Regions from separate parts of the Homo sapiens genome. Here region 2 is linked to region 1. A link is a loop called in an ENCODE intact Hi-C map of the cell type or tissue named here. Cell type or tissue: Panc1. All regions are shown on one strand. Each heading gives the region's core, and the rest is flanking DNA. Links, peaks and the distances in the headings are about the cores only.

The links. Hi-C counts contacts between places; a loop is a spot of excess contacts. Peaks named below come from ENCODE experiments on the same cell type or tissue, not always from the same donor. Only the 100,000 strongest peaks of a DNase experiment are listed, where the experiment ranks them.
Region 2: a loop joins it to region 1, with 3 times the contacts of the local background. A loop is called at or near these places in 16 of 110 quality-filtered maps.

The regions. Positions count from the first base shown.
Region 1 is chr9:83,519,837-83,535,453 of GRCh38, forward strand. All of the region lies in intron 1 of FRMD3 (FERM domain containing 3), which reads right to left. Among named protein-coding and RNA genes, the nearest start is that of FRMD3, 11 kb to the right of the region's middle. In Panc1, for the core only: no CTCF peak of the experiment used is centred there; no DNase peak of the experiment used is centred there; H3K27ac peaks cover 3,264 bases.
Region 2 is chr9:83,426,744-83,442,360 of GRCh38, forward strand. All of the region lies in intron 1 of FRMD3 (FERM domain containing 3), which reads right to left. Among named protein-coding and RNA genes, the nearest start is that of FRMD3, 100 kb to the right of the region's middle. RefSeq lists a silencer at 5,531-5,825. In Panc1, for the core only: no CTCF peak of the experiment used is centred there; no DNase peak of the experiment used is centred there; H3K4me3 peaks cover 500 bases; H3K27ac peaks cover 7,697 bases.

The DNA.
Region 1 (15,617 bases), core at 4,214-12,213:
TTTTCAGGGACATGGATGAAGCTGGAAACCGTAATTCTTAGCAAATTAACACACGAACAGAAAACCAAACACTGCATGTTCTCACTCATAAGTGGGAGTTGAACAATGAGAACATATGGGCACAGGGAGGGGAACATCACACACTGGGGCCTGTTGGGGGATGGGGGAAAAGGGGAAGGATAGCATTAGGAGAAATACCTAATGTAGATGACGAGTTGATGGGTGCAGCAAACCACCATGGCACATGTATACCTATGTAACAAACCTGCACGTTCTGCACATGTATCCCAGAACTTAAAGTATAATTTAAAAAAGGAAATATGAAAATGGGGTCCAGATGCCTGGGTCCCAATCTGTGTGTCACTCACCAGGCTAATTCCTTCCCCCCCTGGACTTCAGATGCTCCCTGAGAAACATGCAGGCATTGGATTAAAACTCTAAAATCCCTTCCAACTTTCTAAGTTCTCTCTGAAAATAAAGGCATATGTATTTGCTGAAAAATTTCTTATAGTTTTGAAATTATGAAAGTAACACATGCTTACCAAAGGCTCAGATGACACAGATGTATGTAATGCAAAGCTTCCCTGCATTGCTCCCATCTTTACTCAATTCCTCTCTGCTTCCAGAGTTAGCTACCATTAAGAGACTATTGCTGCACTGTCCAGTGTGGTAGCCACTAGCATGTGTAACTATGTAAACAAATTTTAATGAGTTGAAATTAAATAGCTATGAAAATTCAGTTCCTCAGTCATACCAGTCACATTGCAAGGGCTCGATAGCCATCTGAGGCTAGTGGCTACCAAACTGGACAGCACAGATACAGAACAGTGTTACCACTGCAAAAGTTCTACCAGACAGCACTGGTCTACTATGCATAAGGAGGCTTTTCAATACTGTTCGATACTTATTTCCTGGAATTTCTGCAATTGCTTACATCAGACCCTCTCTAGCTGGGCTCATGACTACTCTAACAGCTTAATGGGGTAAGTTGCTTTGAAAAGGTCTCCGGCTGGCACAGTGGCTCACGCCTGTAATCCCAAGACTTTGGGAAGCTGAGGTGGGTGGACCACCTGAGATCAGGAGTTTGAGACCAGCCTGGCCAACATGGTGAAACCCTGTGTCTACTAAAAATACAAAAAAAAAAAAAAAAAAAAAAGCCAGGCATGGTTGTTGGCACCTGTAATCCCAGCTACTCAGGAGGCTGAGGCAGGAGAATCACTTGAACCTGGGAGATGGAGGTTGCAGTGAGCCGAGATCACACCACTGCACTCTAGTCTGGGTGACAAGCACAAGACTCCATCTCAAAAAAAAAAGGAAAAGGTCTCCTAATTTCCTGGCCTATATTAAGAAAGACTTGCTTCATCACTGAAGGTCACAAGTTGTGAAACTATCACCATCCCAACAGCACACAGAAATTTAAAACCTTAACTAAAGAACTGGCAAACTCAGCCTGGGCAACATAGCAAAACCCCTTCTCTACAAATAAAAGTTAAAAAGAAAATTAGCCTGGCATAGTGGCACCACTTGTAGTCCCAACTACTCATGAGGCTGGAGCAGGAGGATCACTTGAGCCCAGGAATTCAAGGCCGCAGTGAGCTATGATGGCGCCACTGCCCTCTAGCCTGGGTGAAAAAATGAGACCCTGTCACCACCTCTCCAGAAAAAAAGAACTGGCAAACGCCAATTTGCCTCAGGGTGGGGCTTTTCAAAAAGCACTGAGGCATTCAAAGTCTGAAACAAAACACCCAACGAATCTTGCCCAAGTGTGAGCCAAGCTAGTCACAAACCATGACTCAATGGAGGAGTTGTCTTAATTATTCCCTAATAAACAGTGGTCATCATTGTTTTCCAGACTCTGACCCCCACTCCACTGTCTGCACAGTCTGAGCAGGTAATGCCAACTTCCCACTGCACAGTAAGGAACTCTTTCTTGATTTAGAAAAGTATAATGCATTTCTTTCAGTTCCTCATAAATGTTATGTCTTCCTCTATGCTCAACCTTTGCTAGAATGTCCTTCTTTCCCTAACTGCACCTTTTCTCAACACATTTCCCCATTTATTAGCCAGACAATGTCTACATTTTCCTTATAGCTCATCTCAGGTATCATCTACTCCAGAAAATCTTCTTGGCCCTTCCCAGGCTGGATTAGGGCCCCTCAGTGGCTGCTCCAGCATATCTATACAGGAGACACGCTGAGGGTGAACGTCTAGTAGGAACCAAGGAAGGGGGTGTGGGACGTCTCTTGAAATCACATTTTATAGCAAGATACAATTTTGGCTGAGACATTTGCAAGAAAAAGAACAAAGCTTTTAAAGATTCTCTTATTCACACTTGAAATGTGAGTGACAAAATATCAGTAATCCATTTCAAAGAATATCTCTTTTATAAGTAGTAACTTTGGAAGGTGATTACGGTTGCACAACAATGTGATTTACTTAATGCCACTAAACTGCACACTTAAAAATGGCTAACATGGTGTCGCCTTAAGCTTTGCCCGCCTCAAGCTCCTCTGCTCGCGGAGGCCAGAACAGGGGCGTAGAGAAGCCTTCAGCGGCTGGGGGGGCAGGGAGCTGTGCCTGTCCCAGAGCTGTGCGAGGCACAGGCACTGCAAAAGAAAAAGATTTTTTTTAATGGCTAACATGGTAAATTCTGTTACATACATTTTTTACTGCAATAAAAATAAATAAGGAGAAAGAAATAAACCACAAATTTTATATATATATATATAATTTTTTTTTTTTTTTGAGATGGAGTCTTGTTCTGTCGCCTAGGCTGGAGTGCAGTGTAGCGATCTCGGCTCACTGCAAGCTCCGCCTCCCAGGTTCACACCATTCTCCTGCCTCAGCCTCCCGAGTAGCTGGGACTACAGGCGCCCGCCACCCCGCCCGGCTAATTTTTTGTATTTTTAGTAGAGACGGGGTTTCACGGTGCTAGCCAGGATGATCTCGATCTCCTGACCTCTTAATCTGCCCGCCTCGGCCTCCCAAAGCGCTGGGATTACAGGCGTGAGCCACCGCGCCCAGCCCGATATATTTTTTAAAGTAGTAACATTGGAGGAGAGCCACTAGAGGTTAAAGAAAGGTTATGCCTTCCCCCAAGCCACACTCTGGCTCTACTATTGGCCCCTTTATGAGCTCCAATAACATCCTAGTATTTTTCTATCACAATAGTGCTATGCTGAATCTGTTTATGTGTCTGTCTGTCTTTTCTACTAGATTGGCAAGGATTAATTATTATTTGTCTTTTTGTATCTCTGCTACTCACAGCAGTCCCCAACAGAGGTATTCAATAAATGTTTGTTTGGTGAATGGATGGAGGATGGATGGATGGATGGATGGATGGATGGATGGATGGATGGACGGACGGACGGATGGATAGATTTACGGATGAGTGGATGGAAGAGTGGATGAGTGGATGGGTGGGTTGGTGGGTGAGTGGAAGAGTGGATAAATGATGAATGAATTAATGGATAGTTAGATGGATGAATAGATAGATAGATAGATGGATGAAAATATTTTCTTAAGTCTTCAGCTCTGTCTTCAGACTAGAATCTCACAATCTCTCCCTCTCTATCTCTCTCTGCATTTCCCATAACACCAAGAAAATGTTTTATATTTTATATTTAACAACTGCTCAATACACTAAGAGAGAAAAAAAGGCTGCCATTTCTAACCCAGTAAACACACTAAAGAAAGGTTGGGGAAAGGAAAAAAGTAATCTTTAACAATATATGTTGAATAATCGCATTAAAAGCTTCCCTTTCTCTATGGAGGTACAATTTGGAGATAAACCTAAACCACCTTCCTCTCTGTGGCATATGATTAAAATCTGCTTTGTCTGTCTAACTTACTATTCTCAAATTACCACACTGCTGCTGGCACTGCAAACTCAGGCTTCACAGCTGCCTTTGAATTACTGTATAACTTTTCCTCTTTTTTTTCCTTTTAATCAGCACTGAACCAAGAAAGTGCCATCTATACATGGTGGAAAAACTATGTCTTCAAACTTGGAGGCAAAAGGTGTCACTCAAGGTGCCCCCTTGTGTCAGGATGACCCTCAGCAGAAATACTTCTCCCCTGAGGTTTGGGAACACAGGAGGTGAAGATATCCTTGATAAGGTTCCAGGTGGCATAAAATAACCTGAAGTGTATTTTCCATCCCTACTCCACAGAGTTTATTACTCTTCTGCCTAAGCCTTCAAAACAGAGAGAGCCTGACATGGCAGTGGCTAGTGCCTAAGCAAAAATAATAGTAATACATTGTTTTCCTATTTTTCTAAAAGTCCTCTAAATACCATGCTCTGCATTGCTAGATTTTGACTTTCAGAGTCAATCTCAAAACTACAAGGTAAATTACATTAAAGGGCAGATAGAAAATTTCATTAGCATTACCCTTCCTTTTTCTCTTTTTACAACTTCTGGGGAGCTAATTTGAAATTTCAAACTACAAGCAATATTTGTACCATGCCAAACATGTAAAAGGAAAGGGGAGGTAGTTTTCAATTGTCTACTTATGTTAGATGACAAAATACTCATATAACCATGGTAAGTTGATTGCAATTTTATTTGGATGTACATTCAGCCACAGGTTACAAAAAGAAAGTAGACATGGAAAGAATTTAGACTGTGTCCTTGGATGACAGTTCCAAGACATCAATGTGCTTTTTCTACCCAGAGGTGTGATCTGTGTATGGCTTTTCTCTTGAGCTATTAAAAAAGTTGTCAGTGGAAAGAAATTATATCATTTAGACTACTGAGAACATTCAAAAACAAAATAATGGTGGTATTTAGTGTAATAAGAGCAAACCTAAAATACAAGACACAATACCCCATCCTAATCTTGCTAAATATGAGACATTGGACCAATCCTATAACATCTCTGTTTAAATCAACCTCAATTTAATCAATTAATACATATTATCATTATTATACTCGAGGATATCAAGAGGACTATAAGTATATAGAAAGCTTGCTGCTAAACAAAGAACCAATAAATACTCCACTTATCATAACATTGTAGACAATACCTACACAAGGTACAGATGACAAAGACTAGCATTATTATTTTCAGAACAATGGACAGTAATATGTGTATCGACCGGCCAAAAAATAACATTAGCTAGAAACATCAAGGAAGAATTATTAGCCAACTAGTTAATTAGGTGTTTGTCCTCTCTTCTATTAATAAGGCTAATTAGTTACTGATTTTTTAAAGACTGCTTGATTTTTATCATTATATTCATTAGTAAATAATATTGTGTTTGAATTCTCAGTTTACGTGTAAAGACCTTGGTTTGGTTAATCTTGACTTTCCAGATTAACGTTTAGCATCACGGACTAGAGTTTTAAAGCAACAAATTATACTTCTGAGGTGAGAGATTATAAGCCATACCCTGATCTGTTAACACGTTAATTGCTTTCCCCTGCTACAGAATAATCATATTTCAAACGTTAGCATAAAACATAGATATATTCAGATAAAACTCTATTGTACATTTAAGATTCAGGTCATTGCATTATTAATATTAGATTATTGTTGTTTGAGCAATTTTGTAGAACTTGAATTATTTTAATTTTCACAATAACCCCCTGAAAACTATATACAAAACAAAATTTGCCACAAGAGGTATCTGAGATATAAATAAATACTAAATAAAGATAAATTATTGCAGCATAACTTGCAAAGCTGCTCCTCATATAACATGTTTAATTTTGTAGCATGTTGATAGGATTTTAAAATGTATTATCTACTTAATGCTCCTGACACTGTCTCAAAGGGCAACTTCCCTAGAAAGAAAATCGTATGCTTTGACACTCAGAACTTGAAAACTGAAAGAGGTCTTTTTCATTTGCAAGTCCAAGCTAGGACATGAAGATTAAGGACAGAAAAGTGCTTTTCCACTGACAACCCTGGTGTGGCTGCCCCATTTGTAGAAGAAAATAGAGACCAGCTCTGGTTCAGGTGAGAGTTGCCTAACAAAGGAAAAACGATCAAGTACTATTGGAAAGAATTCCAGAGCTCACAATTCAGTGATCTACAAGCCTGCCCCAACCAGAAATACAGACAAAAAAGGAAGACCTGTCATGGAAGTTTTATTCATACCACATGGTTTCTGCCACCACTTGCAAGAACATTAACAACTCCCTTACTTCTGTCTCTATGTCAGACCTGTGTCTCTGGTAACTTTCATTCCTTATATCCAACTGTCTATTGAGAATTCTCCACTCAGACGCCCTACAGGCACTTCAAAATCAACGTACCCAAAATGGAACTCATTCTCTGTTCCCCCAACCTGCTTCTCCTCTAGTCTATCTCCTCAGTGTCAGCTTCACAGGTGTGTGACTTGCACATTTGCTTAGGGACCCGTGCCTAAAAGGACCCTGTACTTGGCGTAATGGTCTGCTATCATCACTTTGAAATTCTTAATAATTTTTTAACAAGGAGCTCTGCATTTTCATTTTGCACAGGACCACACAAGTTATGTGACCAGGACTGTCTCTCCTGGAATGGCATCGCCATTACCCAGTCATTGAAACTAACCATGTGGAACTCATCCCAGATTCTCCTTTCCTTAACTCCCAGATTCAGTCATCCTGTTTCATGCCTAGGGTTTTACACCAAGCAAGCAAGAGATCACTTTACTTGTAATGCCCTTTTTCTCCTTCTGAAAGAGTTTACTTCCACTTGTCCTTTAATTATTAATCAAGATTCATCTGTAACAGAGATACTTACTGATGCCCCAGCCTGCACTTGGTGCCTCCTCTTAGTCCTCCACCTGCATTTACCTGTCTCTACATCCATCATTTCATCCTCGCATCACTATCTTTTCTATCTTCCCCCAACTGACTGCGAGCTCCTTGATGACGGCTGATTTTATTTTCTTTTGTATCTCTACTTCCAGCTCTGTGCTAGGAATATAGGAGATATTTAACAAATGTTTATTGAATAAGATTGATGATGTTTCAAACAAACTTTAATTTACTTTTGAAAACCTAACTTCTTGATCAAAACAAATGCTCTTCCTTTTTAGAATAAGCTTCTTTTTTTTTTTTTTTCTTTTTGCTAAAGTGGTCCCCTCCTTTCCATCCTGCACCTTCGGGGAGAATCAACAAAGCAAACAGCTCAGCTCCAGAGCTTAAGTTACAACTGGAATGCATTTTGCATGGCCCTCCAGGGTCATTGTCCCTCAGAGTCACTTCTGCAAGTAAGAACAGCTGGGGCCCCTATGCCTCCAGGGGCTTCCAGGCACTGCTGGCTTATACACAATGACTTGTTTGTGCCGAGATATTGCCAGAGCTTTTCAGAAATACCACCAGGAGTCCAGGGTACAGGAAAGCAAGACTGGGAAGCCTGGCCCAGAGGGACGAGAAGGCAGTCACTAAGCCTAGTCCTGTGTGCTCTCATGGACATGCAACACTTCATCAGATTTGCCATGGGAAATCCTGTTTGAAAAAACAATCTCTCGATTTGGTTGGAACAAATAGTCAAACAGAATCATTCCATACCCAGCAACAGTGTCTAATCAGCACTTCATTATACCTGTGATAGACACACCAGGATGGATTTCTTTATTTATTCACTCACTTACCCACACTCATTGAACATCTACTCAAAGAAATGCGCCCAGTGAGGCACAATCGAGGGAGGAACAAAAGGAACAGACTCCTCCACTCGAGGAACTTAACAATATTATTAGGAGAAAGGTAAATTCCACTGATGTCTGACTATTCCAGATGTGGTCCACAGACCAGCCACACAAGCACCACCTGGAAGCGTGCTAAGAATGTCAAATTTCAGGGCCCTTCCCAAGACTTCCTGAATCCGAGTCTGCATTTGAACAAGAGCACAGAAAATCCACAGAAACATCCAACCGAGAAGCACTTACACACTTCTCCCAGGGCTCAATGCTGAACTTAACTCTTCTGAGCCTGAGTCAAGTTCAAACCTCAGCTGCAAAATCTGCCCAACTGGCTCCTGACCCTAGTCCTATTATTTTTCCTGCCTCTGGACTCCGCATCTGGCTCTCTGCTACTTCATGAGAAGAGCAACTTGAAATTCTCCATCACAGAGTGAGAACTAAAAGAGGGCCATGTTATCCTCCCAATGCATAACACTTATGCCATGTGAATCTCAGATTCTTATGCGATAAATTCTGATATTTCCATTCCTGCAACATTTTTCTGTTTTCCCAAAATGCCTACTCAGAAAAAGAAGTAACAACTTAATAATTCAAGTGACTAATGGGCCTGATTCAAATGGTTTACAGTTTAAACACTTCATGTTTAGCTGTATATTTTCCATGATCAAAAGAAGGGTCTCAAAACAAGACACAGCTTTATGCAATTATTAGAGTTTAAAAAGTTAGGATTCAGTTAGAGAGCAAGTGAAATTAGAAAATGCTTATTACACTAGAGCCTAGCCTTGTCCTTCTACTCTTAATATTTTGAATATAAACGCAGACACACACACACACACACACACACGTGCATAGTTACTACTAAGAATTCCAAATATAACATACATATTTTCTGTGAACATGCAGTGTTTTTTATTTAATTGACATCACTTGGGGCACTTGTAACTTATGATCTTGGAGGCAAAGAAGAAGCATATAAGTTCTATTTTGTTTTATTTAGGTTTGGGTTTGTTTTTTTTAATTTTTCAGGAAGTTCAGTAAATGGACAGTCACCTAAACCAGCAATTTTTTTTTTTGAGACAGGGCCTCACTGTCACCCAGGCTGGAGTGCAGTGGCACAGTCACAGCTCACTGCAGCCTCCATCTCCCTAGCTTAAGCAATCCTCCCACCTCAGCCTCCCAAGTAGCTGGGACTACAGGCACGCACCAAGCCCAGCTAATTTTTGTATTTTTTTGTAAACACAGGGTTTCACCATGTTGCCCAGGCTGGTCTCAAGCTCCTGGGCTCATGCAATCTGCTCACTTCGGCCTCCCAAAGTGCTGGGATTACAGGCATGAGCCACTGCACCCAGCAATTCTTCAGCATGTTGGCCTCAAAACTCCTTTACCTACTGAGTATCTGTAAAACCTTTGTTTATATTATATATAGACAGAATTATTTAAAATATTCGATTATTGATTCATTTAAAAATAACAATAAACCCACTGTACATTAATGTAAAAAACATATTTTTGTTTAAAAATAGCTATATTGTACAAAATAAAGTAGTGATAAAAGCAGCATTGTTTTGCAAATATCTTTAATGTCTGACTCAACAAAGAGGTGTATTCTCACATATGCTTCTTCATTCAATCTGTTGCAATATCACACATCTTGTAGCCTCTAGAAAATTCCACTGTACACTTCTGAAAGACTGAAAGTGGAAAAGGTAAACAACACCTCATCAGAGTGACAAGACAATTCAACAGGGAAAAGAGTTGCTTTTTTCAACAAATGGTGCTGGGACAACTGGATATCCACATGCAAAAGGATAAAGTTAGACCCCTACCTCACACCATACACAAAAATTGACACAAAATGGATCAAATATGGGAGTAGCTGTTAATAGATACAGATTTATTCTGGGGTGATGAAAATGTTCTGGAATTAGGGAGTGATTGTAGTTGCAAAGTCTTATGAATATATGAAAATCAGCTGAATTGTGCACTTTAAAATGATGAATTTTATGGTATGCAAACTATGTATCAATTTTAAAAATGGATCAAAGTCCTAAATGTAAGAGCTAAAACTATAAAACTGTTTAATGAAAACATAGGCATAAGTCCTTATTACCTTGAATTGGGCAATAGTTCTTAGCTATGACATCACAAATACAAGCAACAAAAATTATATATAAATTGGACTTTATCAAAATTAAAAGCTTTTTTGACCCCATCAAGAAAGTAAAAGATATCCCACAGAATGGGAAAAAATATTTGCAAATCACTTATTATATAAAGGGTTTGTGTCCAGAATATATGAAGAACTCTTACAACTTAATAATAAAAGACAACCCAATTTTAAAATGGGCAAAGGATCTAAATGGGCAGCTGTCTGAAGAAGATATACAAATGGCTAATAGACACATGAAAAGATGCTCAACTTTAGCCACCAGAGAAATGCAAATCAAAACCACAATGAGATCCCACTCCACACCCACTTAGGATGGTTATAATCAAACAGATAGATAATAACAAGTATTGGAGAGGATGTGAAGAAATTGAAACCCTGCTACACTGCTGGTGGGAATGTAAAATGGTGCAGCCACTTTGAAAAACTGTTTGACAGTTATTCAAAAGATTAAACACAGAGTTACCATATGACTAGTAATTTCACTTCTAGGTATACACCCAAGAGAAATGAAACATGTCTAGAGAGCAACTTTTTCAGGAATGTTCATAGCAACATTATTCATAATAGCCAAAATGTCCATCAACCCAAATGTTCAACTAATGAATGGATCAACAAAATGTGATATATCTATGCAATGGACTGGACTACTATTCAACAAGAAAAAGGAAGGAGGTACTGACCCATGCTACAATATGGATAAACCTTGAAAACATTGTGCTAAGTGAAAGAAGCCAGACACAAAAGTTCACATATTTTATGATTCCATTTTTATCAAATGTCCAGAATAGACAAATCTATACAGACAGGAAGTAGATTAGTGGTTGCCTAGGACTGGGAGGTCTGGAGGGAAATGGAGGTATGACTGCTAAAGGGCAAAGGTTCATTTTGGGGATGATGAAAATATTCTAAAATTAATTGTGGTGATGACTGCACTACTCTCTGAATATATTAAAAATTGTATACCTTAAGTGGGCGTACTACAAGGAATGTGAACTACATCTCAATAAAACTGTTATCCAAAAAGGCAAACAATATCTTAGTATTATTTTGAAAATAGTTTTTTTTTAATAGCATGGACTCCATGAAATGATCACAGGGACTTCCAGGATTCCCCAGACAACACTTTGAGAACCACCTACCCTAGACAAAGCATCTACAGTAGGTATTGTGGGTTATCTTTTTAGGAGCCATTTCCCCCTTCCTCCTATCTGATTTTAGGTATTTGCTCTTCCCCAGGCAGAACATCACCACAGGGGAAGTTGATCCCACCCTGAGTCCCAGGGTCAAGCTCTGCACCTTAAGCTAATCAGCACATTATCTTCCCCTGGTCAGGGTCACTGCTTCAGGGGTAAGCATGTGACCTGGGAGGTCCCATCAGAATGACTGCACACTTCTGTTTGGGATGCTGAATTGGAAGTGGCTTCTCTCTTCCTCTGGAGGGTATCCTATGAAAATGTGAGAACTGGCACTACTATAACTATTTCACTACCAGTCTGAGGATAGAGCCATCCCAAATGGCAAGAAGAGGCAAAGGAACCCCAGAGAAACAGAGCCACAGTCCTTGAATTAAATATATAATTCAAGACTTCTGAATATATGAGTCAGTAAATGTCCTTAATGTTAAAGCCAGTTTGAATTAGAATTTGTTGCATGTAGTTAAAAGAATTCTAGCTGATACACCGTCAATGTGCAGCTAATATTATTGTATTCTCCCTGAAGTCAATACACTTTGCCTTTGCTTTGAAAATATCAAGAGATAAGATCTTAGCAGACCATTGGAATAACATTACATTTTTTTAGGATATACTTAATATAAAGAGCTGGCCCATATAATATAGGTCTAAAAACGTCAGAGCTGTGCCACAGTATTTAACAAACTGCCTCTCTCCTCTATTCCTTTTGTGTCTGATTTTCAGTAGACTCTGAATGGCATTCCAGAAGAGCTTGGTAGAGAAAAGTGTTGAATTGTCCTTACTAGCAGAAAACTGTGGCTGCCAGCTGGACCTAGCTTGGATTTCACCAGCAGGATCATCATGGGGCCTGATATTTAGCACAGATATAGGTTTGCACATGATAATATCATTCCCATTTCAACAGATAAGAAGCTAACCTTTTCTTCAACTAAATTGATTAGAATAGTACTCTGTATTTGGGTGATATTTGAACATTTACAACATGCTTTTACATAAGCCATCTCAACAACACAGTGGAGACTGGCAGTTGAGGAATTATTACTCTCATTTTTCAGTTGAAGAACAGGAGGCCCAGTGACTGGCTTAAGGTCTTGCACCATCAGAAAGTGATGGAGTTTAGGCTTAAAGTCATTTGATTCTAAGTCAAAGCCTTCCCACTATTTAGGATTACCTCTAATATAGTTTCACAAAACATTAAGATAACAGTCACTATTTTTTCAGCTCTCACTATGTGCCAGGTACTAAGCTAAGCACTTGACATATAATCCTTATTTAATCCTTACAAAAAGTCCATGAGGGCTATGTTATTATTATTTCCACTTTATAGCTGAGGAAACTGAGGCCCAATGAGGAAAAGTGACTTCCCCAAAGTCACCTGGCTAGTCAATGGCAGAGCCAGGGTTCAAACCCAAGCAAGCAGTGCTCCAGAACATATGCTCTCAACCACTTCATGCCACTGTGCCACTTGAACAAGCATAAAGTTTGTCTGCTATAGAGAGCTGTGCCTGCTCTGAACAAGATGCCTTTTAGCTGCCCAGAACCCACCCATTCCATAAGGGCAGAAATGATATTTAACAACACACACTACAAAGGACTCTCTCATAATTTTCCTTGTTCTAGAATTTGATCATACAAAGATTGCCTAAAAAAAGCCAGGGCTGAGATGACATCTTACTAAACTCTCATGAAAGGTTTATTGTAACAATAATTGCAACCTAATTTGACGTATTCTGAAAGACGCTCCTGCATGATTAGCCGACAGCTGTTCCTCCCCACCACACACATGTGCATGCACACACACACACACACATAATTCCATTCCTTCCATAATGGCAAAGCCACCTCCCATTATAGAGAGGAAAAATGCCAGATGCATATATTCCTAGACACTTTTACAGCTAGGGCATGGGCATATGATCCAATCCAGGCCAATGGAATCTGATGGGAAAACTGATGGGGACTCTGGGAAAGTGTTCCTCTGTGATAAAAAGGCAATGCATGAGGAAATACCTCTTCTTGGACAGTGGATGTGGTAGTGACTGACTGACATCTAAAATTACTGCAGCCACCTCATAATCATGGAGACTATAGAGACATAGTTAATGCACTGAAGATGCCAGAGTGAAAAGATGGGAAGCAGCAACTGAGTCCAGGCAGAGCTTTGGAACAGCCCTGAAGTTGCCCTCTCTCTGGACTTTTTGCCAGCTAAGATAATAAGTGTCCTTATTATTTAGGCCACTTTAACTTGTCTACTCTTTTACTTGCAGCCAAAAGCAGCCTAATCATTCAGTCCCAAGAGGCAGTGCTCCAGAGATGAAAGAGCTCTGGATTTTGAGTCAAAGGACCTGGGTTCTGATCCACTTATTTGCTTGGTTACCCAAATTGCTAACCTCTTTGAATCTCATTTTCCATATCTAGTAATACAATATTGAGATAATACTCAGTAACACAATAACATCCATAAAATGGAGATAATGGATAGTTATAAAATTCATATGAGATAATACGTACACTACCACTTTGTCAACAGAAATGCTTCATTCACATGTAATTTATCCAGTCAATAATAAAACCACAGACTTTTTAAACTGTAGCATCCATCTAACCAAATTCTTTTGTTTTACAAAAGAAAAGAAAATTGACTCCAAATGTCAAATGACTCACTCAAGATCACACAGCTGGTTGGTAACATAACTAAACCACACATCTGATTCCCGATCTAATGCTGGCATGCTACCTTCATGTTGACAGGTAATGAGTTAGACTAAATATTGGGAAGGTTAGCACTCATCCATTCAACTGATGTTTAATGTGCACATATTATACTATATAGAATAGTAGGCACTATTCTAAATATCAGGGACTCTGCGGTGAACATCAGAATGTTCCTACTCTTGTGAATTTAACAGTCTAGAAAGAAAATTATTCAATCTACATCGATATTTATTGTGTTCCTACTGTATGCAAAGCACTATGCTAAGATTTTTAGTCAAATACAAATACAAATTTTCAGCCAATTCCAACTATGTCAGCCATGTTTACCAGGCTTTGCCAAAGTATGAATAATGTCAAAAATCTATGTAACCCAAAAAAGTCAGTATTAAAAATGGCAAGTTCATTAGCAAGGGTTGTGAATAACAATGCCGGTGTCTAAAGAAAAAAAAGTAGATAGAAGATGGCTAGGACTCCACTCTAATTGAAGTAGCAAGGCTGAATGAAGAATTAGAGTCAAACCTCATCCTCCTACAAAATCCAGACTTCAGGGGTTGGCTCAATTGGAAAAGCCCAATAAGGAGCATTCAGTAACTCCTTCCCTTCCCCAGGCCTCTGTCTTGTAACCCAAACTCCCCTTTACTCCCTGTCTATTTGGAATTCCTCTATCTTCCATCCTACCTGAACATTCACAAGCAAATGATATGATGGGACAGCATCCCAGACCCTGTGAAAAGAGACAGAGCCAGTGACTTCCACATCTCTTATTGGAACTGACCACCAGTCTGCTGAGACTGGACCACTAGGTTGTGTGTTTGAAAGTTTTCGTTGGCCAAATACTACCAAAATTATATGATTTGGAAAAGGATTATTTAAAAGCTGTTATTTTGCAAAAGCTCTTTCCTATCCTCTATGCAGTGGCAAATGCAAAGATCCTAGGGGGTGGGGAGGTAACAAGGAGAATACTCTGCCTTCTCCCCTTGTGGGAGGCACACTGAAGAGGCACAAAACACATGCCCTTTCACCATCACACCCTCTAATCAGAGCACAACTAGGCAATTCTCCCTTAGTTTCTGGCTTGGTTCATCTTTTGATGCATAGGCATAATTTGGGGCTACTACTGTCTGAAATATAAGGACACAGTGTATCAAACCTAACAAGGCATTTATGCATATAGTTTCTTTAAAGGCAAATACCATGTTTCTGGGGGGTGGAAATGGCCCCCAGTGACATTTGGATTGTGGGATTCCAATCAGCTCTGAGATGCCAGCCTCCCTGGAAGACCCAGGACACATTAAGTTTGCAAACTGGCAAATAGGGTCGCTTTGTCCATTCAGATCATGAATCCCAACTGGCCTTCAGTCACTGGTTTAAATTCCCCTACCTTGGATTTACCTCTTTCCATGTCTGGAAATTTCATTGAAACTTCAGCTATTTTAACTATGGGGTAATATGTCAAAGACATACATAAGCTTTGGATCCAGACAATTCTGGATTTGAATTCCAGCTGCTCATTCTCTTTTTAGAGATGTGGCCTTGAACAAGTCACTTAAGTTATTAGCTTCTCAGTTTTCTTACCCAAAAGAAGGGAATAATACCTACTCAAAGGTTGGTGGTAGAGATCAGACATAATGAGTGGAAAAGGCTGGCTCATGAGAGATGCTCAAGAAATGGCACCTAGAGCTATTCACATTGTCTCAAGCAATAGTCCTGAAGGTTTCTATCATCTCTTGCATCTACCATGTGTGGCCACTCTCCAGCACCTTGCTAGAGAAACCTGTTTGAGTGGCTCATTTTTCTTTGAATCTGGAATGCTTACCTACTAGAGAACACAGACTAATGAGCTCCCAAGGATGTGTGGCTTGAGTTTCCCCTACTTATTTTGGGGCTCCATAGGCAGCA
Region 2 (15,617 bases), core at 2,457-10,456, 95 kb before region 1:
ACAAGGTGGTAAACAGAGAAGCTTTGAAGGGGTGGAGAGGAAGACCAGGTAGAACCTTCTGAGTTACAGGCCTGAGACACATCACTGTACTTGGCAGAAGGGACACCAAGGAGATCAGGTGGTCCAGACAAGCTTCGGTTTGGAGGGAGCCAAGAGTTGTCTGGCACAGGCTTGAGAACTTGGAGAAGGGAACTTAGCTGGTTTTGTGAAACCAAACAAACTTATTTCCCCTTAATGACATTGCTTCCCAGCTAGATCTGTGCCAAAGAGTAAAAAGAAAAGCACTCAAAGAACCTTCACTACTCGATCTCAGTCCAGGCACAGGGCTTGGGCAGGGTTTCTTAAAGGCACCTAAGTATAGGAATTACCTGGAGCATTTGTTCAAAATTCAGGTTCCCAGACCAAAGTGTAATCTGTGGAATCAGAAACCCATGAGAATGGCCTGAGGAGTATAGGCTTGGGAAGCAGCCAGGGTGATTCCACACATCAGGAAACCTGGGGTCTGTGGGTGAGGGATGGAGAGCACCTGATTCCTAACACTGTAGGTGGTCAGCAAGTCATAGGTTCCCCTCTGGCCCTGTCACAATAACCCAAGAGGTTGGAAGGTGCTGACTCCACTCCATGTGCTCTTTATAGAGGTTGTTCAGGTCACACATCCCTTAGGGGACAGAACATGAAAAACAGTCTTGCTCGGTACCTGACCTAGAAAGGTGTCATTCTTGATGTGCTAGTCTTACATATTTAATGGTAGACTTGTTCCTCTCTCCATATTTGATTCATTCAATACTCATCATTCAGTACCTGTTAGGTACAGGCACCTAATAGGTACAAGCAAGAAAACTTGAGTTCTCTGACAGATGAAAGTATTAGTTAATGTTAGTATGAACTGACTCTTGAACTTTGACAAATATAAGTATTTATATATATATGAATATATGTATATATCTAACTCAGTGTCTTTATACCTTTTAAAAAGATGAATCTAGAAAAAAAAATGAGCAAAAAGCATGAATAAGCATTTCACAGAAGATAAAACTTAAAAGGCCAGCAAGCATATGAAAAGATGTTCAACTGATCAGTAATTGGGAAAACAATAATTAAAAAACATTTCCTATTCATGAGCTTGGCCAACTTTTTAAAGTCTGACATTTCCAAGGTTTGGTGGGATGCAGAGAAACTGGACAGCGTCCTACACTGCTAACAGGAGCATAAGTAAGCGCGACCAGTTTAGAAAACAACTTGTCATTACCTAGCAGAGGTGATGATGTACATAGTAAGTACTTCTGCTTCTAGATGGAAACCCCAGAGGAGTAGCAAACATGACTATAAAATATGTATAAGAATGTTTATAGGCCGGGTGAGGTGGCTCACACCTGTAATCCCAGCACTTTGGGAGGCCAAGGCAGGTGGATCACCTGAGGTCAGGAGTTCAAGACTAGCCTGGTCAACATAGTGAAACCCCATCTGTACTAAAAATACAAAAAATTAGCTGGGCATGGTGGTACACACCTGTAATCCCAGCTACTTGGGAGGCTGAGGCAGAAGAATTGCTTGAACCCGGGAGGCAGAAGTTGCAGTGAGCCGAGATCACACCATTGTATTCCAGCCTGGACAACAGAGCGAGACTCGGCCTCAAAAAAAAAAAAGTATGTTTATAGTAGCATACTTTGTAATTGAATAAAACTGGAAACAATTCACACATCCATTGACAAAAGAATGGAAGGATACTTCCATATATACATATATACATATCCACACATATAAACCACACACACACACACATATATATACATGTGTGCTCATGTTGGTCTGATGTATTTTATAAATATTTAGTCCTCAGTTCATTTAGTAATTATAATAATTTTCATTATTTATACCATGTATTAAGGCATGTGCTGGGTGTTCTTTACATATCTCTAATCATCATTAAAACCTTGTAAGGTATAATCATTCCGCTGCAGTTGGAGAAGATGAAGTTGGGTGATGCCTTTAGCCTAAAATCACACCACTTGGAAATACTGAAGCTCAGATTTGCACCCATTAACTCCAAAGCCCAAGTTCTTCCTACCATATCAAGTTCTTTCCAGAAAGATCTTTAACCCAATAATGTATGTTTTACTCATTATCTTGATAATGATGTAAGCATGAAAGCAAGTTAATTCCTCCTAACCTTGCCCTTGATATGTAGATCTACTCTTCATTGAAGCTAAAACACACACGCACACACACACACAACTCATATGTAATAGCAACAAATAATGGACGGCATGGCCTCCTTAGGAAAAAATGAAAGCTAATTAAAATAATCTCTATTGAATGTAGGCTAAATTTATTTGTGCTGAGGTTCTATAATTCATGAGAATTAACGTGACTGATCCATAGAAGATATTCACATAAAGAGGAAATAAGCAGTTAATACTTCTCTTCGTAGTCATGCCATAGCAAGTGGCCATCAGCTTCCAGAGCTGATGCCTCCCGTCACATCTGAAGCTCTCCTACTGTGATGTCTCACCACTGCTTGGGGCTCAGGTACTCTGTACAATGAGAGCTTCCTTTCAGGTTCCTGTCACTTGGAAGATCCATCTTGATCCTGGCTCCAGCCCCCTGCTTGGCAACTCAGCCCTATCAATTATTAATCCATCTCCAGCTTTCATCGCCCGTTTCTCCCTCTCCCTTTGATCTTTTTCCTCAGCTTACAAACATTCTCCCCAGGACATCCTTAAAAATGCCCTTTGCTTTCACTCTGATATGCTCTTATGCACTAAGCTCTCTCTCCCACTCCCTTCTCTGCCCACCTTGTAGAAGGAGCCCAGCCTGTCCCAAGGTCCCACGTCCTTGCCACCTTCTCATCATTTAATCCTGTTTCCTCATCTACAAAACTGAGATAATCATGCTTCTTCCTGGGCCTTCGTGAGGCTTCTGTGAGAATGTGTGCATGATGCCAGGTGCTGAGTGGGAGATTATTAGTCTTCTCCTTCTTAACAATTTTTCTCTCTCTCTTGGATTCCATTTTGCCCCTTATTCTTTATCCTGGTCCTGGGTCTTCGTCTCTTGTCTCTGCCATTTGTTCAGGGATCTCATTCAGCCCCCTGGCTCCAACTCTGACCTCTATGCAGAGATGCGAATGATTCTCAAACTCAATATCCAGACTTAACCCTTCACGCATAAGTCAGCAGGTCCCAAGCCAACCCCAGATCACAGAGAACCCACTATTCACCAACTGCTTCTCCTCACCACCACCATTGCCAGTTTCTTAGAATTCGGATATCGTAATCATCATGAACTCCTTTGTTCCCCCATCACTAATCACTTACTAAAGGCTGTCTTATTCTATATTATACATAATGCTTGAATCAAGGCCTTTCTGATCATACCTTATCCCTAGCCTTGGTCTCAACACCTCTAGTTGAAACAACTTCAAGAGACACCTGCCTAACTCCTTCCCTGCTCCTGTATCTCTTCCCTCCTCTTTGTCCTACAAGCCAATGCAGAGAGACCTTCCTAAAACACAACCCTTGTCCCACGCTGGCCCCTCCTTCTGCAGCCCCCTGTAACCTCCAAATAAAACCCCAAGATTGGCTCCATTTGGTAGAAGCTCCATTTGGTGGAAGCTGAGTGATCTGTACCAGCCACCATATTGAGAAATTTTTATCCCTGTACATGTGTATAAGTACATGTAAATGTATATCATGTGGGTTTAGACACGTGCAGATGACAAAGACCTAAGGCAGACTAATGCTCAGAGTAGAAAAGAGTAATTAGTAAGCTGGCAGATCATAAGTCTCTCCACATATTTGTTCCTTAACTTGTTAAAATTATAAAACAATGACCATGATAAAAGAAAAACTTTTTTTTCATAAAATGGCTTGCTTTTTTTTAAGAAATGTCTTTCATTTCACACCAACGAGCCAGCAAACATTCACCTATCTTTTTCACTCTAAAGTTTAAAGCCGTTGGTAGCCCCACGTCCATATCTTCGATGTTTAAAAACAGATGTTTAAAAATTACAGATTTCCCTAAAATCTGAAAAGCTGGCCTCTTGAAAACTCAGCTGACCACTTGGCACTGGCTCAGCATGGCATCACCCCTGTGCAGGGAGCTGGCTGGAGAGGAGTAACAAACAGCTGTCCCTGTGGCCAGGCCACCCACCCTGCTCTCTGGCCACATTCATGCCTGCACCACTTAGTTCCTTTAGATCACCTATCTGACCCCTGTAGGAATTTGATGCTTTGGCCCCTCATATAAACAATGAGGTCTTATTGTAATTCCGTGGTATTAGAGCCCTGTGATAGGCAAAGCATGTCCAGCAAGTTCATTCTGAGCAAAACATCCTTTTAGGTGAGATCCATTGGCCCTTTATTGAACTCATGGAAGGAGCACGTTCATTTCAGATTGTACATTTCCAGCTTCTTGGGAATGTCCAATAGCGTGGATGTTTGAGAACATCAGCCAGTTCAGATGTACGCCTTCCCTCATCTAACTAGTCTCCCTGCCATAAATGAATATGACATTGGTATAATGTATTTCGTGTTTTGCACAATGAAACTAGCACCACATGTGCTTCCAAATGCTCATTATTCCCATGTGGATAATTTATTCTCCTACATTTTCAGGGATATGAGTTAGAATGACTTGTTATGCCCTCCAAAATCATCTTTGTTTTCTTAAAAATGCTAGGACAAACTGAATTAAAATCTAAAATTTTTAATTTATCTTAATTAATACTCTAGCCTTTCCTTCCTTATTCTATTCTGATTTTTTTCCCTATTCTAACTTTTTACTTTGTATTTCACAAGGTATAATCTTAAACAGTTTTGTGGTTAAGTTTAGCGTTTTTTTTTATGAGATGAAACATTTGACTTCTCTGCTATTTTAGGTTCTGAGAGTATCAGCTTTTGCTGAAGGTATAAAGGTGTCAAAAGTGTCACTTGTCCTTCTCTTGTCTCTGATTTGTTGACCATGAGGCCCTTTTTAACTTCCCCAATTGCAGCTCCCTTACTATTTTGTCTTCTCCAGTTTTGTGCCTGCACTTGGTGTTATTTTTCCATACTCTCACCTCCTGACCTGGCCTGAGTTCTAGGTGGAAGTTTCCATTTGCCTTTCAGGAATGAGCTCTTATCAAAAGATCACTAACTCATAAACATGCTTGCTTGCCAGCTGCTGGCACAGCACTCTGCAGAGAGAGGACACTTAGTTCAATGTGGGACTTGGGCTTCTTCAGAGAAACCCTAGCACTCTTCAGAAGGAACCCGTGGCAGCTCGAGGCATAGACAATCCTCATTAGGTACCCAATATTTATTAACTAAACTCTTCACCCAACTCCCTTCCCTCATTGCATTCCCAATCTAGTGGCTGGAAAGGACACTGCCACACACCTGGAAGCAATGGACTTAAAACACGGCATTGCAAGAGTCTTCCCCACATCCGGCCCTCTGGATGCCTAGCCTTGTCCCAGGATGCTGGTTAACTTGTATGATGACAGGGAAGGATGGGCTAGAGTGATATTTTAAGTGCAATCTCCTCCATAAACCACTTCTACAGCTCTGGCCTTGCCACTGAGCCAGGAGCCAAGTCTGCCAGGTCACTATGTTTCCTTTGCCCCAAGGAATCCAGGAAAATACCGAGAGCACTGCCAGATGGCAAGCAGCCACCAAGGCTGCTGGGTGGCCCGGGAGGAATGTGACTGTGTGTCCTTTGTGTGGTGTGGCCCCCTCCCTCAGCCTGGCCAGCCTCTGCTCCCCAGCAGTCCACGCACATTCCAAGGTTTTATGTGTGCATTTCAATGAAGCCCAGCACCCCACCACAGAAAATGTCACCACTGCCTCAGGCCCTCCGGGACTTTTAAAGCTTTGAGCCCAGCAGGTTAAACTTATAAAACAAAGGTCATAGATCACTCATCCAATGCCTGAATAAATATCTGTTTGTAAGTTCAATATAAAAGGAATATAAGTTTAATATGAAAGGAATTCTTCCATTATCCTTTTTTTCTTAAATAGATTTAACAGATTTAAAAAAATTTTAATTTCAATAGCTTTAGAGGTACAAGCATTTTTGGTTATGTGGACAAATTATATAGTGCTGAAGTAGGATTTTACTGCACCTGTCACCCAAGTAGTGTACATTGTACCCAGTAAGTAGTTTTTCATCCTTTACCCTCCTTCTGAGTCTCCAATGTCCATTATACAACTCTGCATGCCTTTGCATACCTATAGCTTAGCTTCCACTTATAAGTGAGAACTAGGTTTTTGGTTTTCCATTCCTGAGTTACTTCACTTAGAATTATGGCTTCTAGTTCCATCCAAGTTGCCAAAAAAGACATCATTTTTTTCTTTTTAGTGGCTGAGTAGTATTCCTTGGTGTATATATACCACATTTTCTTTATCAATGCATTCATCAGTTGATGGGCATTAGGTTGATTCCATATCTTTGCAATTGCTTTTCATTCTTAAAATGTTTCCTTATTATAAAAAAATCTCAAGAGGCTAGGAAGGCAATTAATGCATGCTTAGTTCATGATATTAATAAAGAACATTGGTGGAAGTGAAACTTCACCACATCATAAAATTCTGCATGCTCAGGGATCATAACGGAAGCAGGAGGTTAGGACACCATAAGAAAAAGAGAAGGGGGATTAGGCCTTCCCACAGAACTATGCCTTGTCCCTCTCATGTTTTCCTCACAGGCAAACTCTTCAAAGCAGCAGTCCCCAACCTTTTTGGCACCAGGGACCAGTTTAATGGAAGACAATTTTTCCACGGATCAAGGTGGAAGTGGGGTGGTTTCAGGATGACTCAAGCACATCACATTTATTGTGCACTTTATTTCTATTATTATTACATTGTAATACATAATGAAATAATTATACAACTTACCACAATGTAGAATCAGTGGGAGCCCTGAGCTTGTTTTCCTGCAACTAGACAGTCCAATCTGAGGGTGATGGGAGACAGTGACAGATCATCAGGCATTAGATTCTCATAGGGAATGTGCAACCTAGATCCCTTGTATGCACAGTCCACAATAGGGTCTGCACCCCTATGAGAATCTAATGTCACCACTGATCTGACAGGTGGCAGAGCTCAGGTGGTAATGCCAGCTATGGGGAGTGGCTGTAAATACAGATGAAGCTTCACTTGATCACCCACCACTCACCTCCTGCTGTGCAGCCCGGTTCCTACTGGTCTGTGGCCCAGGGGCTGGGGACCCCTGCCTTAAAGGACTTGTGTCAAAAGTCACCATCTTGCTCTATTCTGCAAATTCCCTCTTGACCACCTCCTCTTTAGGGCAGCAGAGGGCTTCCTGTCTGGAGCTCCAAGCCTGAAAGACATCTGCAGGGAGGCACAGTGTTTCTTCATAAACTTCCTTCCTCAAGCTCACAGGCTTGGCAGTTTGCTTAGTAAATATCAAATTCTCCCCAAACTAAAAAATAAAGATTGCTCCTGGCTAGGTGTACCTTGACCACTGGACTCTCAGTCCTCTGAGCCTCTGATGGAGTTTGAGGTCACTTTTAGGAGACTGTGCCGTGGTCTCCACAGGCAGAAGAAAAAGAATGTGGCCTGTTCTGCAAGGCAGTGGAGTTAGACACAGGGGGACTTCAGTTCACATCCTGGCCCTGGCCCTTCCTGGTTGTGTCACCTGGGAAAGGCCACTTGGCTCTCTGAACCTTGGTTTCCTTGACTGTGAATGGGGACAAATGTCCAACACTAAACAAGAGGATGCACACAAAGCTCCCAGCAGCCTACCTGGCCCATGGCACTCACAAGCCCAATAAACCTAAACTCACCCATCCCTTCCTGCTTACCCAGCAGTAGAACAATGGGTTTTCTGAATCATTAAGTCATTTTAACAAGCTTTTAAAAGCAAACTAGCTCAAACCAAAGGAGACACAGCCCATGCTTATCAACAGTCCTCTCCCAATGTCTTAAAGCCTTGGGATTCTCATGGTTTCCAGTGGAGGTCAAGGAGAAAAGAAGTGTTGTAACATGATCAGAAATGTATGGCCTCCCCTTTAAAGAGGAAACTATAATTAACAGAAGATGCCAACATCTGAATCTCTCCCCTCCCCCACCCCTCTGCTTTTTTTTTTTTTTTTTTTTTTTTTGAGACAGGGTCTGGCTCTGTCACCCAGGCTGGAGTGCAGTGGCACGATCTCGGCTCACTGCAGCCTCTGCCTCCTGGGTTCAAGTGATTCTCCTGCCTCAGCCTCCTGAGTAGCTGACCACAAGCACACACCACCACGGCAGGCTAATTTTTGCGGGTTTTTTCTGTAGAGATGGGGTTTCACCATGTTGGTCAGGCTGGTCTCGAACTCCTGAGCTCAAGCAATCCACCTGCCTCAGCCTCCCAAAGTGCTGGGATTACAGGCGTGAGCCACCGTACCAGGCCGGAACCCCTTATTTAGTGTTCCTTGCTCAGTGTTTCTCCAGCTCTGCAGCCACCCTTATGGAAACTGGAACCACTCTGCTACACACATGGACTTCCATTTGATTTCCTCTTAGTCAACACACAGTGTGCAGTGTGCTTCTGAATTCAAATATCCAGGCCCACCTGGCAGATCCTTTGGTCCCTCCTAGTTTGGAAAAGGGAGGATCTCATGAAATCAGGTATCCTGCTTAAGAGAAAGTTTGTGCCTTTCAAAAGTGAGCTCTAAAGCCACCACAAACCAGAAAGCCAGCAAGGAGTGCTCAAGGTTCCAGATCAAGAGCTCCCTGACCACTGGCCTCACTAGGGCATCATCTGGAGTGGCAGAGTCCTACCCTAAACCACAGCCGTCGTTGAGAAGGCACAGAGTCCTTCCCTAAACCACAGCCACCACCGAGAAGGCTGTCTTTTAGCCAGTTACTTCTTGGCATGAATTATTTTAACCTGGATAGCTTAACAAGAAGCCATGTTGATTGTAATGAAAGAACCTTTTGTTTTGTTCCAGTTTTATTTGGGTTTGAGGGGCAAGGGGCGTTAGAATTAAGACAAATCCATTTTGGTGATTTGAGAATGACTTTGTTTAAAATTGAGATGTTTTTAGGGGCTTGTTTCAAATGGAGATTCCCTAACCCATCCCCAGATTCTGATTCAGTAAATATGAGGTGGAAACCAAGAATATACCTTTTTCTATCAACCCTCTGCCCTAGTGACTTTAACATGGTCCTAAGACCACAATAGAGAGAAATTGGATCAGGATATGCCACCCAAAAATCCCCAGAACCTTAATTTGGCTTGAGACAAAAGTTAAATCCCCACAAACTAATTATTTAAAAAAGAGAACCCAGAATATGCACATGTTCAGGAATCAGAGGCAGGAAAATCATGGTGCATCAAAGCCTCCCTAGCAGCCCCACACAACACTGATTCTCTCTACCCACAGTCCTACCTTCACTCTTAACTCCAGCTCACCCTGTCCTCATCCCGGCAATCCCTCTCCTGAGATTCTGATCTTGGACTCTGACTTTGCAGCATCCACCTTGAGATAAAGCAGCTCCAAAAGAAAGAAATGTCCGTGGAAATCCATTAAAACCACTTGTTGTTCTCTCACACTAAGGGTCAAATCATAGCTCCTGAAACATAATTAAATAAAGTCATTGACACATAAAACTGTCTGCACGACAGGCTTTACAAAGGGCTCAAAGGGCTTTGCTATTTTTAGCTTTTTACTAAATAAGAATCTAGTGTGTCCAAATTAATCACACATTTTTCCTTTGCCAAATTTTAATTAATAAGATGTGTGTGTGTGTGTGTGTGTGTGTGTGTGTGTCTGCATGCACAAGAGATCAACTAGCAAAGAAAATCTTGCTTCAGGAAGCAATAAAGAGATCATTTGAAATATTGCAATTCAAAAAAAAATGTTGCTTATAAACTTAAACATAAAAGAGTCATTTCTTATATTGAAACCAGTTACTTCACTGGATTCATTTAACACTCTGTCCTGGACCTAGACAAAAATACAATTTTGCTTTTAAATTATGCCATCCCAAAAATAACCATTCCATTTAAAGATATACATTTTTACTCTGTGGCTGAAGTTTTCCAACCTGGACCAAGGGGAAAAAAAAAAAAAAAAAAAACAAGACAGCTAGACAGGAAAAGAATACCAATCCAGATGATTTACCTAGGAGCCATATCCCTGAAAACAGTCACAGCATACCCCCTGGAAAGAAAGAGGTGAGAGCAAAATGGAGGCAGTGCCCAAGCTACAGATGCCCCTGAAATATATAACCCTTCAGAGTAAACATCAGCCAAGACAACAGAAAACTGTTCAGATGTTGACCACAGCAACCTCATCTGCAATGGTTCCACCATGTAAAATCCAAAATTTGGAAATAAGGCAAAAAGACGATGAGGTGCTCTTCCAAGGTGACACGGAGTCTTGTCTATCAAAGTCACATAAGGGTCACCTGATGCTTTAGGGAGGCAAACTCGGCTTGACTTAATATTTGCTAATCTTAAAGGTCTAGACTGTAAAATTAGATGCTAACTTGTAAAAGATTGGTAAGTTGCAAATAATTTCTGTCCTATAGAGGAGGCAACTCAACATTTATGGTTTTATCACCTTATGTCCATTATATACCTCAGCTGTGTCTCAGCAAATTTTATCTCAGCATTGTTTAGTTTCTTTGACTATATAGACTTACCATAAACCAGCTTTGCCATCCTGCTAGTTCCCTCATTGATGAGTTAAATAAATTTTTGACTCGTGCTCATTCTATATTTGTATGAGAGTCATACTTTTAATTTATTGAAAATTACACCTTGAGATTTTCTTTATCGTTTAGTCCACCTATCTCCCTGTCTTGCTCTGAAGTCTGAGCTTTAAAATTAGTTCCAAAATATCACGAAGCCTAGGAAGGTTCCATTTGGCTCATATAGTTGTCATTAATCCATCATTACTGACCACAATCACAGTGCTTCTTCCTCCAACCAATACCAAGCAGATTCCACCATTCTGACCCAGCTGAGATTGAGCCTATAAACCAGGCACACAGACGTGGGTCTTCCATGGAAGTAGAACAAAATACAAAGAAAAGAGAGACGGGACACATGTGCACCTTCCTGATCCTAGTACTTGATTTCTCTTTTGCTCCAGGACATAAAGTTTGTATGAGACTTGTCATATTAGAAGAACATGCGCGTCACTGGCAGTGACAGTGCAAAGCTAAGTGAGCGAAGCAGGGGGATCCTCAAGAGCACAAAAGAGAGTGCAGGATAAAAAGAGAGAAGGGGGCATGTGAGGGCACGTGCGGGAAACACACTCAGTTTTGCAGAATCAGCCTCCCCTCCCACACACCGGCTGTTTTGGTGCTATAAGCAGACTCCCAGGGAGGCTGGAAGTGCCAGTAAAAGGCTAAAAATTTCTGCTAAATTACTATTAAGCATACCAAGAAAGGATCTAACTCAAGGAAATACCTTATTGGATTTTCCCCAAAAAAAGAAAAGAAAATGTATTTTCTGAAGCAAGCCACAAAAATATGGGGTAGTGAAGTGAATATAACATTACTCCAAAGAAACAGAACCCAGAAATTCCAGCTTTTAAATTGCTGAAATAAACACTAACTATTTGGAGAAAATCATACTTGTGACTTACGGATGATGTCCTAAATAGGTCTCGACACGGTATTTAGGGAGAGTCACAAACTCTTTCTTTCTACCCACTCTACCTGTCTCAGAAGAGAGTTTTTTTTTTGTTTTGTTTTGTTTTGTTTTGAGATGGAGTCTTACTCTCTCGCCCAGGCTGGAGTGCAATGGCACAATCTTGGCTCACCACAAGCCATTTTCTTGCCTCAGCCTCCCGAGTAGCTGGGATTACAGGTGCCTGTCACCATGCCCAGCTAATTTTTGTATTTTTAGTAGAGACAGGGTTTCACCATATTGGCCAGGCTGTTCTCGAACTCCTAACCTCAGGTGATCCACCCGCCTCTGCCTCCCAAAGTGCTGAGATTACAGGCGTGAGCCACCGCATCCAGCAAAGAGAATATTTTCTCCACACAGATGTACGATCAGATCTGACCCAGGGCAGAGCCCCTAAATTAGGCCAAACAACCTCGCTGGGTGCAATAGGTAGAAATAGTCTTCCCTGCTGTGTGTGTTCTGTGCGTCCTACAGCTGAGAGGGCCATGAGAAGTTGTTCCCACCTCTGTGCTGCACCTCAGCATAGCCTTCCTCCCACAAAACAAATGGCTGCCGTAGGTCTCTCTCCAGAGAAAGAAAACCCTTCTGGAGGAAGGAAGGAGAGGCCTGAAAACCCTCACCTCTTTTGCAGGAGCTGCACCTCCATACCCATGTGAAGTTCCTTTAAAAAGGCATCTGTGAGGGGACACTGCTCACCTGGACATGCCTATTCTGAGTCCCAGAGTCTTGACACTCATCACCAAATGGGGGCCACACCCAGCCCAGGAAACTACATATAATAATTTATCTTTCGCTTAACACTTGATGAACATGGTTAAATATTGTTTGGGCCATGAAAGCCATAAAACATTTAATGTCCATAAATGGATAGGGTCCATACAGGCTCCAGAGAGAGTTAGGACATTGGTTTCTAATTCTTCATCCTTGAGGACATGGTAACAACCCATGACCAATGGCCAAGGGAAGCTCCCTATAATGACTGAGTCTGGAGCCTTTTCTCTCAGTTACCACATGGAACATTTCTTCTTCACAACTGGTTTGCTCTGAGGAGCCTACTGATGGCTTGCAATGGGCCAGGGAAAGCATTCAGTCTTCACTGGTTACAGCCAACTGGATGGTTACAGAACTCCAAAGCACCTATCCTCCTAATGTGACCCTTCTATGTCCGCCATCTTTCTTGTAGTTGGCTTCTTTATGCAGCAGCAGCACATTGCTGAGTGGAGAGGAAAGACGAAACCCCATTTTAGCAGAAATTCTCACTTTCTATTTGGCAGGCAGTTGAAAATGGGTTCTCTGTTTGCAGAAACATCCTGAACACATCATTAGATACATATTATGATTATTTTATTAGTAGATACAGACAAGATCACAAAGAGCTATGTGCCTTGCCCAAAGTGTTTAAACTTTCCCTGTGGGCAATGACAAGCCATCAGAAGATATTTAGCCAGTGAGTGACAGTAAGTTAGCAGTAAGCAGTAAGTAAACAAAGATAATGCTAGCAGTTATAAAATAAAATAAGGAGAAACTGGTAGAAAGACTAGATATAATACTAATCTATATTAAATATATTTCATTATATTCAGGAATTTTTCAAGCAGGGAACTGCTTTCCAAGATCCATCTCAAGGTCTCAAAACACACACTTCCAGCTTGGTGGCACTACCTCCCTGACAATAGCCATTACAAAAACCAGAAGAAGTCTTGGGCATCAGTAAGTTTGTTGGTGCAGACTGCTGCCCAAGAGGATTCTCTGGTTTCTACCAGCAGAGGAAACCAGACCCAATTTCTTTGTAGCCAGTGGTCCTATGCCTGGGTCATTTCTAAGGTCAGAAGAGCACTTCACCTATACTCTAATTCTGAAATCCAAGTCATGTTCAAGGCACTTATTGGACCAAACTGTCATTTAGATTAATAGAACACAAAGCTCCCCTTGTAAATACAAATGTAATCAATACATCAGTGATCAGTGTAATAGTCATGTGGTAGTCCCTATAATCCAATGTCCAAAGAGAGTAATGGTCCAGTTTCTGACTGGTCCAGTGGATCCCTAATTCTTCTTCTGTCACTTCTGGGCTCTGGACTGTCCATATCATATCCCTAAAGACATGACTCAATAGATCAGCTCCCAGCTGGACCACTCCCACAGGGCCATCAGCAATTGTCACCCCCAGCCTCCAGGGCAATATACAACACTGCATAAAAAATGATCACAGGACGAGGGGCAACATTACTATCCAATTCTTCATTTGTTCAGTTGGGGAAGAAAGGGAACACCTACGCTATCAAAGGCAGTGTAACAGAGAGGGAAGCACACTCATTTAGTTAGCAGACAGACTGGATTCCAATCTGAGCCTTGTGTTTCCATGGGCAATTTGCCTGACCTCTCTGAATCCGTTTTCTTATCTATCAGATAGGAATAGGGGCCTGTGCCTTGCATAATTGAGGTAAAGATTACAGATGGTATATGTGAGGCATGTAACGCAGAGTCTGACGCCAGGAGGTGTGGGGGCCATTAGGGCTGCATTCTGGTTCTCCTCTCCTTCAGGCACAGGACGGAATTGTGCTTTCCAGCTCCATTTGCAGTAGGTCTTGGCCATGAGACTTGTTTCGGCCAATGAAGCTTAAAGAGCCAGTGAGAGACTCACCACACACCCTTCCCTCTACTGTGGTGGTCATGGTAGCATGCAAGATAAAGCCTCCATCATTCAGGGTCACTGTGTGACCACGATCAGAAGAATGCCCCAACAGACCCTCATGGAACATTACAGCCCGAACAAGAAAATCAATGTTCTATGCGGCTACTGAGCTGTGAGGGGTTCTGGTCACTGCAGCATCACCTATCCCCTGCTGACCGAGAGACTAAGTACCCAGTGAAGTCTAGATAATGTGAATTTTGTTTTTGTTATTTCAAAATATCACCTTTGAAAAGAACGTGGGAATGCCTGAGAAGTCAGATTCCGACTGAACGGATCCCAAGGTTGATCCCAAGGCAATTCACCAGTCGAGGATCCTGACACATTAGTTATTTAGACTTAAAAGGAGAAAAAATAAATAATCTCAGCTCCTGGATCTAAATGATGCCTCCATGAATTAAGGATTTAAAAAGTCACATTGAGCCAAGTAGATAAATACACAAAAGAGTCTCTACAGATTAAAAGCTCAAGGGCACTGGACCCCAGCCAGAATGATCATAATCCAAGAATCCAGGTCAACAGTCCTGGAAAATTACTCTTAAGTATTTCCAGCATTTAAAACTCCTCAATGGACTAGAAAACATCTGTTTCCTAATCTAGTGGAAAAAAGCCTCATTGCTAAATAGTAGGCAGCACCCCCAAGCATGAAATTCATTGCCATTTTCCTGGGCAAAAACAAACACACACATTAACCCTCCCTCGGTTGTTATCTGCGGACGCCACCAGCTTTAGATGCCATGACAGAAAGGGAGGTATGTTTTCTTCCTGCCTTTACATACAAACAGAGAACAGAATCCTTTGCTTTCCTTGAAACTGCCAAAAAAAGGCCAGTATGAACTCCAAAGCACCAGCATCCATTTCTTTACAGACATTTTAGGCAGAAAATGAAATATGTCGGACTACTGAATAAATATAATCTGTTTCCTTTGGCATTGACCTAGTACAGCATAAAGAACGTGCGCACTAAAGCCCGACACATCTTTCAAATTGATAGAATTCAAATCCTGTCTTTACCACTTATCAGCCGAGTGATCTTAGATGCGTCACCCTCTCTGAGACTCAGTTTGCTCAGATTTGGAATAACACTGACAATAACAGCTACCACTGGTGAGAGTCTACTAGTGCCAGATGTAAGAGCTTTGTGTACATTCAATCTTTAAGTCCTTACAAAAACCACATAAAGGGTGGTTTATACAGATCTTTTTTTTTTTTTTTTTTTTTGAGACAGAGTCTTGTTCTGTTGCCCAGGCTGGAGTGCAGTGGTGCGATCTCAGCTCACTGCAGCCTCCACCTCCTGGGTTCAAGC